Linked DNA regions of Homo sapiens: region 2 is linked to region 1. The links are chromatin loops, found by intact Hi-C in ENCODE. Cell type or tissue: GM12878. All regions are shown on one strand. Links, peaks and the distances in the headings refer to the core of each region. The heading gives the core; the rest is flanking DNA.

The links. A loop is a pair of places that touch in the nucleus more often than their neighbours do. Peaks named below come from ENCODE experiments on the same cell type or tissue, not always from the same donor. Only the 100,000 strongest peaks of a DNase experiment are listed, where the experiment ranks them.
Region 2: a loop joins it to region 1, with 4 times the contacts of the local background. A loop is called at or near these places in 1 of 110 quality-filtered maps.

The regions. Positions count from the first base shown.
Region 1 is chr5:109,159,579-109,163,983 of GRCh38, reverse strand. All of the region lies in intron 17 of FER (FER tyrosine kinase), which reads right to left. It overlaps LOC124901040 (a long non-coding RNA gene), which reads left to right. Exons shown (of 2, transcript XR_007058897.1): 2 at 284-1,277. Among named protein-coding and RNA genes, the nearest start is that of PJA2, 250 kb to the left of the region's middle. In GM12878, for the core only: no CTCF peak of the experiment used is centred there; a DNase peak (open chromatin) is centred at 1,913; H3K27ac peaks cover 327 bases.
Region 2 is chr5:109,103,088-109,107,492 of GRCh38, reverse strand. The region is part of intron 17 of FER (FER tyrosine kinase); the gene reads right to left. Among named protein-coding and RNA genes, the nearest start is that of PJA2, 300 kb to the left of the region's middle. In GM12878, for the core only: no CTCF peak of the experiment used is centred there; no DNase peak of the experiment used is centred there.

The sequences.
Region 1 (4,405 bases), core at 107-4,106:
ATGCAATAAGGAATTCACTTTATTTTCTGAATGTTTTCATAATCTATTAGCTATAGAATAGACAAATAAACCTCATCAAACTGCCATGAAGTTATTGTCTAAAACCCTATCAGACATCCAGAATAGTGTATTAAGGTTTTCCTTATATTCCAAATCATATTTATGTTAGATGATCAAAGAATACACTAAGTAGCAGAAATGTTTTTAAAAAAATGTTTAGTATTTTATTCAAAAATTTTTAGGCCGGGTGCAGTAGCTCATGCCTGTAATCCCACCACTCTAGGAAGCCGAGGCAGGAGGATCGAGCGCAGGAGTTCAAGACCAGCCTGGGCAACACAGTGGGATCCTGTCTCTAATTTTAAAAAAATGTAAACCACAATGAGATATCACTGCACATACCCACCAGAATGACTAAAACTCAAGACTGACGGTAACAAGTGTTGACAAAGACATGAAGAAATAGCAGCTGTCATACATTGTTGGTGAGAACACAAAGTGGAACAACCACTTTGGAAAACAGTTTTGTAGTTTCTTATAAAGCTAAATGTAATTTTTTTCCATAGAACCCAGCCACTCACCTTCTAGATATTTTCTCAAGAAAAATAACACACTGACACAAAGACTTACATATGACTATTCAGAGCAGCTTTCTTCATAATGGCCCTAAACTGGAAATAACCCACCTGTTTATCAACTGGAGATTGGAAAACAATCTGTAATATATTCATACAATGAAATACTCAGAAATAAAAAAGCATAAACTAACATACGCAATAATATGGACAGATCTGAAAAGCATTATAAGTTACAAAAAAGAAAGCTAGAACAAAACATACTGCATATGTTTTGTTCTAATGAAATGATCTAAATGTCGATCATTTAGACATTAGAGATCATAGCTCGATGTAAATGCAATTTTAGAAACATCTAAGCTACAGTGACAGATGAGTGGTTCCCTAGGGCCAGAGATAGGAAAAGGATACTGACTGCAAAACAGTGTGAGGGAACTTTTGGGGATGATGGAAGTGTGGTAATGATTACATGACATGACTATATGTATTTGGCAAGACTCATCAAACTGTACCTTAAAATTGGTGCATTTTATTGTATTTATAGTGCAATAAAGGTGATTAAAAAAATAGGCACCTTAAGATTCTTACAAATATATAATATGCAAGTCTTGTGTGAATCTGTTATTTTTCCTGAGTAAATATCTATTTGTAACTATATAAAATTATAAAGTTACTGGTGTTACTAATAAAGAACTTGGGATGGCATGTTACTGTGGATTTCTTTACATGGGATTGCAAAACAGGGGCCACACAGTCAAATTTAAGTTAAACTCCAGAAAATAAATGTATTAAAATGCTTCTGAGGATAAGTTAAGTTTTCTGCTTTCTAAAAATTATCTTGGTGGGATTTTTGTTCAGTCATTTCCATAAGACCAGCACCCTTGTGGACCGTATTTGTGAGAGAAAAAGGCTTGCTGGGGAATGTGAGGCTCTAATGTAGCCTTTTCTAATACAAACAGGATCTAGATGGCACTTAGCTTTTCATTTTGGCCTTTATTTTTGGTAACACAGTACAAGTAAAATTCAATAAACTATTTTTGTATTTTAAGATATTATCCCATGGAAAAAATGGCATTTCTATTAATATCCAAATAATGATATGACTGTCTTATGGGATTATAATGACTAATTCTTTCAAACGAAAGAACTCTTACGAAACAGACTGAGTTATACCATGAAATGTTACTCATTTGGAGATTCCCTATTTGTTTTAAAAGCTATTAACAGTACAAAAATGACTTGAGAGTAAAGCATTCCTGAAAAAGTACATACATATTTTAGACCACTAAGAAACATTTACAAGAAAAAACCAAACAACTCTGTTAAAAAGTAGGTATAGGACATGAACAGACTTTTCAAAAGACAACATACATATGGCCAACAAGCATATGAAAAACTCATCATTGATAGAGAAATGCAAATTAAAACCACAATGAGATACCCTCTCACACCAGTCGGAATGGCTATTAAAAAGTAAGTAACAGATGCTAGTGAGGTTGTAGAGAGAAAGGAAGGTTTATACACTGTTGGTTGGAGTGTAAATAGTTCAATAATTGTGGAAGACAGTGTGGCGATTCCTCAAAGACCTAGAAACAGAGCTACCATTAGACCAAGCAATCACATTGGGGTTGCACTGGGGTCTAATATACCCATAATGGGCATATACCCAAAGGAATAAAATCGTTCTACCATAAATACACATATACGCGTATATTCACTGCCTCACTATTCACAATAGCAAAGATATGGAATCAACCTAAATGCCCATTAATGGTAGACTGGATAAAGAAAATGTGGTACATATACATCATGGAATGCTATGTAGCTGTAAAAAGGAATGAGATCCTGTCCTTTGAAGGAACATCCTTAGCAAACTAATGCAGGAAGAGAAAACCAAATACCACATATTCTCGCTTATAAGTGGGAGCTAAACGATGAGAACACATGGATACATAGAGGGGAACAATACACACTTGGGCTTATGAAGGGTGGGAGGAGGGAGAGGGTCAGGAAAAATAACCCAGTAAGTCTAGTGGGTACTAGACTTAATACCTGGGTGACAAAATACTGTGTACAATAAACCCCCATGACACAAGTTTACCAATCTAACAAACCTGCACATATACCCCTGAACTTAAAATAATATTTCAAGATACTTATGGCCTCATAATTTTAAATCTACAAATATTACTTACAGAAGCATCCTACAGACACTATTTGAAAAGGATATTTAAATAAAGAACCTTTTATAAACAACGAAGCTGTAAGAGGAATACATTAACAACATTCAGCATCTTACTTTAAGCCATTGCTCCTATTTTTAATCTTACACATTACTTTCTCTTGATCTTTGCATTTAGTGTTTATGTATGACAAGTACTCAAAAGCTTTTAGTGCACCTTGGAGAGACAGAATTTGAAAAAAGGTCATTATGCTAAGAATGGCAAAGAATAAGATAATATATCAAGGTGTGGCTTTTCTCCAACTCCCACATGTAGCATCCGTCATCAGTCTTTCAGATTCCCAAGAGAAAGTTCAGGTACTAGAGGTCTATTTTCATCTTAAATTCAGAATTTAGATAGAAAAATTCTCTAGGTGTTTTTATACAGCTACACAATTGGTCTGGTCCCAAAGGTTGGTTTGTTTCTTCTTCTATGACCCAGACAGTTGACATTCTGCTTACAAAAACAGACTCAGAGAAGAGCAGGCAGTGCTTCTCAAGGGCTGCCAAATTGTGTCTACTTCGGCATTTTACAATTAGACAAAATTAAAGGCAACAGTAATGAAAACAGTATCTAGACCTAAGAAGGAGGTTACTTGAACCAGGATTGGATGAATTTATTTAGCACAGAGAACCGAAATTTAATAGCTCTAAGAATGAATAAAGTAGGGAAGACATAGTATTTTGCACAGCAAGTTACGACTGGATGCTTCCAGAACAGGAATTTTCTTCTTATGAAACACTGACAACACCATTTGCAATTATGTATATATTTCTTCAAGAAAAGTTATTGATATACTAATAGAGAAAGGAGATGAGAGAAAATGAACTGAACCAGTTTGCATTTAGGATGCAGCAAGGTTTCCTGGTGGACAGGATGCCTCATGAATCTCTTTTCATCCCTGTCGTTTGATTCATCACTGTTTCTTCCCATGAAGTCTGCAGATGTGCCAGTCAGTATCACTAAGTCTGGAATCTGACTGAATCCTAAGAGTTACCTGTATAGTTCCATAGGCTAATTTTTAATTTTAGGGGAAGAAATCTATTCGGGATGCCTTGTTTTTCTTATACTACATCTGAATGTAGTAAGCATGAATGACATTCCAATCTTTCACTAAATATTTACTTGATTTGAGACAAAAAGATATCTCTGGTTCATTTCTTTCCTCCCAGCAGATGCTCTTACAAGGTTTAAGTTGGGATCCCCACCCCCACCAAATGTAGTCTTTCTCTTTGTCACTTTAATAACCATCACTAAGAAAACAGAAAAGGTAGGTAAATCAAAACTAGTCAATGGTTTTTTATCAGTGCAGATCATCTGCTTAGTAGATTACTGCTGCCACAGACTATTTTTGTGCAGAGCCTCTATGAGAGGCCTGGGGAGGGTGGGCTGCGACTATTCGCAGACTCTAGTCTGTGCCTCTGCATTCATAATTTTGACCTTCAAATGTTCCTGAAGTATTTTTCCAAGTAAAACTACTTCCTTTTGGCACCTATCTCAGCCATAATCCCTGAATCTCATTTTATGAAAGAGGATTCTACTGACAGTGTTTAAAGAAGTCCTTTAGTACTGACCGTACTATACACCCCACATTTATATACTACTTGACAA
Region 2 (4,405 bases), core at 237-4,236, 57 kb after region 1:
GTAGAGGGTGGAGGGAGGGAGAGGAGCAGAAAAAGAAACTACTGGGTACTAGGCTTAATACGTGGATAATGAAACAATCTGTACAACAACCCCCTGTGAGATGAGTTTACCTGTATAACAAACCTTCACATGTACCCCCTGAGCCTAAAATAAAAGTTAAAAGAAAAACTCCTATGGCTTAGTTTCTGTTCCTTGTAATCAAATATTCCCTAAAAGAAAAATGGTAACTGTAACCATTTGTAATTGTTTAATGTAAAAGATCACTTTTTTGACATTCTGAATCCAAAATGTACTTATTGTAATTGACTGGAAAAAAGTCAGAAATGAGGAAGAATATGAGACATCAGCCAATTTTCTCTTCTATCTTATCTGTGTAACACAGGACATGGCTAGCCCTAACTAAACCATGAAATAGCCTTAATGTACTACTATTCCCTTCATTCCTTCTCCTCTCACTCTCAAGGACTTTCAGTGTGCTCAATGGACTGCCCTTAAGTCCTCAACAGTCTCTGCATATACTGCATCTTTCCTACCAGTAACCATAAATAGTTAACTACTGTCCTCTGACCCTTTACTCCAAATCTCTCATTTTTGTTTTCTAAAGTAGCAGCTAGATATGCTGGTACATTAACCCAAGCCAAGATGTTAATTGGCTAACATAAAGGAAGGTCTCTTTTTTCATTCCTGGAAACATATTACACATGTGTCTTTAGGGAAAAGTCCTTAATTAAAATGAGTGAAACTAGTGGTGGGAAATTTTTACCCTGAATAAAGCAGTAGGATAAAAAATTTTTATAAAGGTGTTCACTTACATTATCTTTGTATGATAATTGCACTGCATATACAAATACCAATTTGTAACAGGAAAAAAGGGTTAAAGAAGGACTATATATTCTTAATACATTTAAAATTATTGAGCAGTCCTCTCTGTATTATAGCAAAATTGGTTTCAAAGCTAAAAATAAAAATACAGCTTAATATATTCAAAATTGTAAATCAAATGTCAGAACAAGAAAATCAGTCATAAATGCTTAGTCAACTAACTGAGATTATCACATCTCTATGTTAATCCTGTGTGTTTAATTAACAGATAAAGCATAAGGGGGCATTCTAAACAACAGTATATAAAAATGAAAAAAAATTCAAACTCTTATTAAATAGAGAAGCAACAACAAAATGCTCCTGCATTTCAGCAACTGTTCATTAAATGATAAAAACATCTTGGTTTGTCTTTCTAAAATTATGTTTCACAGCCTTCAGAACCCTCTTCTGTTTTTGCTCATGATCATTACAGAGTGCAGATGTTAAATATAAGCTTAGTCATCACATCAAATACCATTCGGCCTTCTGCCTTGACTTTCCTAGGTAATCAGAAGATACCTCTGTTGTACAAGGCAGTAGAGTAGATTCAGTGTGTGGCCTTAGAACCAGAGTGCTGAGATTCACATCCTGAAACTACCACTTGTTTTTAATATGATCTTGGGCACGATACTCAAACTCCCTAACTGTGAGTTTCCTCATGTGTAAAACGGGCTTAAACAATAGTACCGCTATTGTTTTGAAGGTTCATTCATTTAGCTTCAATTGCTAGGCACTGTTCCAGGCTTTTGGAATCCATTAGTGAACGATATGAATAAAAATCACTGATCTCAGGAAGCTGACATTCTCAGACATTGCATCTAAAGCACTTAGAAGAACTGTGTCTAGTACTCAGTGAGCCCTTAATAAATGCCAGCTGTTAGGGTTACTAATACTTGAATGAGACAGAGCAAAACACTGGCACTGGAATTACAGGAAATGTGTCAGAATGGAGTCAGCACATTTAGGACCTAGCAGTGGCCCAGCCACTAATTGTTTAGGTGACCTTCCTTTAATCTCTCTGGGTCTCAGTTACTTAAAGTGGTCTTACAGTGCCTTCAATTGAGTATATGGTAGATCACGAGTGACAGAAATGATGAAGGGTTCAAAACGTCACAGAAAACATTTTATTTTATTTTTATTTATTTTGTCTTTATTTTACCATTTAAATGATTTGAAGGTGCACCAAGGACAAAATACTTTTTCAGTATACTCACAGTTTAGGAAAAGCTCAGACACTAGGTAATCATTTTCAGTACAAAAATAGAGAAATAAATCCTCAAAGATCATCGGGAAAAATGTAAATGGTCAGAAGCATACCAAATCTTTTACTTAATAAAATATGAAGTCTCAAAACACACACACACACACACACACACACACACACACACACACACACACACAAATATAAGCTGGAAGCAGTATCTTACATTTAACTAAAAAAGTACACATAGGTAATCCTTATTAGAAATCACTGGACAAGGCAATCTCTTCTAGAATATATAAATGAAATATAATATTACTCTCTTCCTGGCAATCTTAGCCTTCCTAAATTAGTTTTCCCAATGAAGCTTAAGAATAATATTAGTCTTGGCCGGGCGCGGTGGCTCATGCTTGTAATCCCAGCACTTTGGGAGGCCAAGGCAGGCGGATCACGAGGTCAGGAGATTGAGACCATCCTGGCTAACATGGTGAAACCCTGTCTCTACTAAAAACACAAAAAAATTAGCCGGGCGTGGTGGCGGGCACCTGTAGTCCCAGCTACTCATGAGGCTGAGGTAGGAGAATGGCGTGAACCTGGGAGGCAGAGCTTGCAGTGAGCCGAGATGGCGCCACTGCACTCCAGCCTGGGCGACAGAGTGAGACTCCGTTTCAAAAAAAAGAAAAAAAAATATTGGTCTCATATACATTTTCATGAGATTATACATTTTTTAGGGTTTTGTAAATTTTGTTCAAATTAGTTTTCTTTTTTCAGTTAAAATTCATATTCGTTCAACAAAATGTCCACAATTAAGTCAAGCTCTCTCTTACAAAGCATTGTAACTTTGCTTTCAATTTTCCTTCAGTTGGAATCTTCTTACTCCTTCTATTCAGTGACACACCCATCCACCAAGTCTCACTCAGAGGGTATCCTCTGCAAAGTTTCCCTGATTATTCCCATCATCGTCCCCATACTGACAGGTCATATTAGACTCTCTTGATATTACTCCCAAAGAATTCTGTAGATTTTATCACAAAATTGACTATCTCTTTGCATTATTGTTAACTTTTGTTCTATCCATCTGAGGGCAGTGACTATAATCTTCATTTTGGTAGCCCCTGGCATAGAGTAGTCAACTGCCCACATTTGTGAAACACTGGAAATATCAATGTCTTCAATGCATAAGCAAAACTCTGACTGATTAATAAAATAAATGTGGTCTAATATACTTTAATTTGTAAAGTTGTTAGCTTACTCCATGATAAACAAAAATCACTGTGTTAGAGCAACCAAACATGAAGAGAATCAGTATAGAGTTGAAAATTAGAAAAAGAAATCATATTCTACCTAACCCCTCCAAAATATATCTTTTCTGATATTGACAATGACATACGAAATTAAGAAATGTTCCCCAAACTCCCCATAAATTGTGGGCTTTCACTCAAGTATATGGCAATAAAAAGTGTGTCCTCCTTTTACTTTCTGAAGATATCAAAGAACAATGGCACAAAGCCAACTTTTAGAAATAAACCTGAATAAAAACAAATTTGGCAGTAGGATTCATCAAGAATAAAACCATAAATGAATGCCATTACCATTAATATCAAGTATGTCAATCCTGACTCCCCTTAACTTCAAAATCAGAGTATTCTTTACAGATGACATCTAACAATCTAGTAACATACCTTTGTAAGTAAACATACACACACCACAAAGTTTATCAGTGTATTTCAAACAGTTCATAAAGTACAAGTAGGAAAGAAAATTTCACACTGGCCTACAGAATAGTTTTAAATAAAATGCCGTTGATTAAAACTAACCCAAAATTCCAACTATACAGCAATCCTCAAGCTGTAAACAGAAATAGTTTCCACTAGAAACTTGTAGCAAGAGAACTCTTCTGGAAGTTAAATGGAAATTACAACAAGAACACTTCCAAATGCAGGTCATTTCTTAATGCAGTAACCTCTTTCCATTTTATAGTTGTCATAATTGTTTTCCTATAATGAAACACTGCTCTTCTCATATCAAAACAATAAAACAAAGCTAAAGAAAGAATATGTGTCCTTAAAAGTTAAAAACACTATTTTGGGAAGAGACAATTGGAAATATTTTCAACTATATACTGAGTTCTAGTGACCTCCCGTCAGTGAACAGGATAAAATTTGTAAATTCATATAAAATTTAAAGAAGATTTAAAATTTTTGCTAGAATTTGCTGGACACAAAGCTTGGCTTTGTAATTCATAGACATGCATTTATTTTTGTTATGTTTTGGCATATAAAAATGAGACTTAGAACCTTTCCTCATTACCTGAAAAACTAAAGGGAACTTTCAATCATGTTT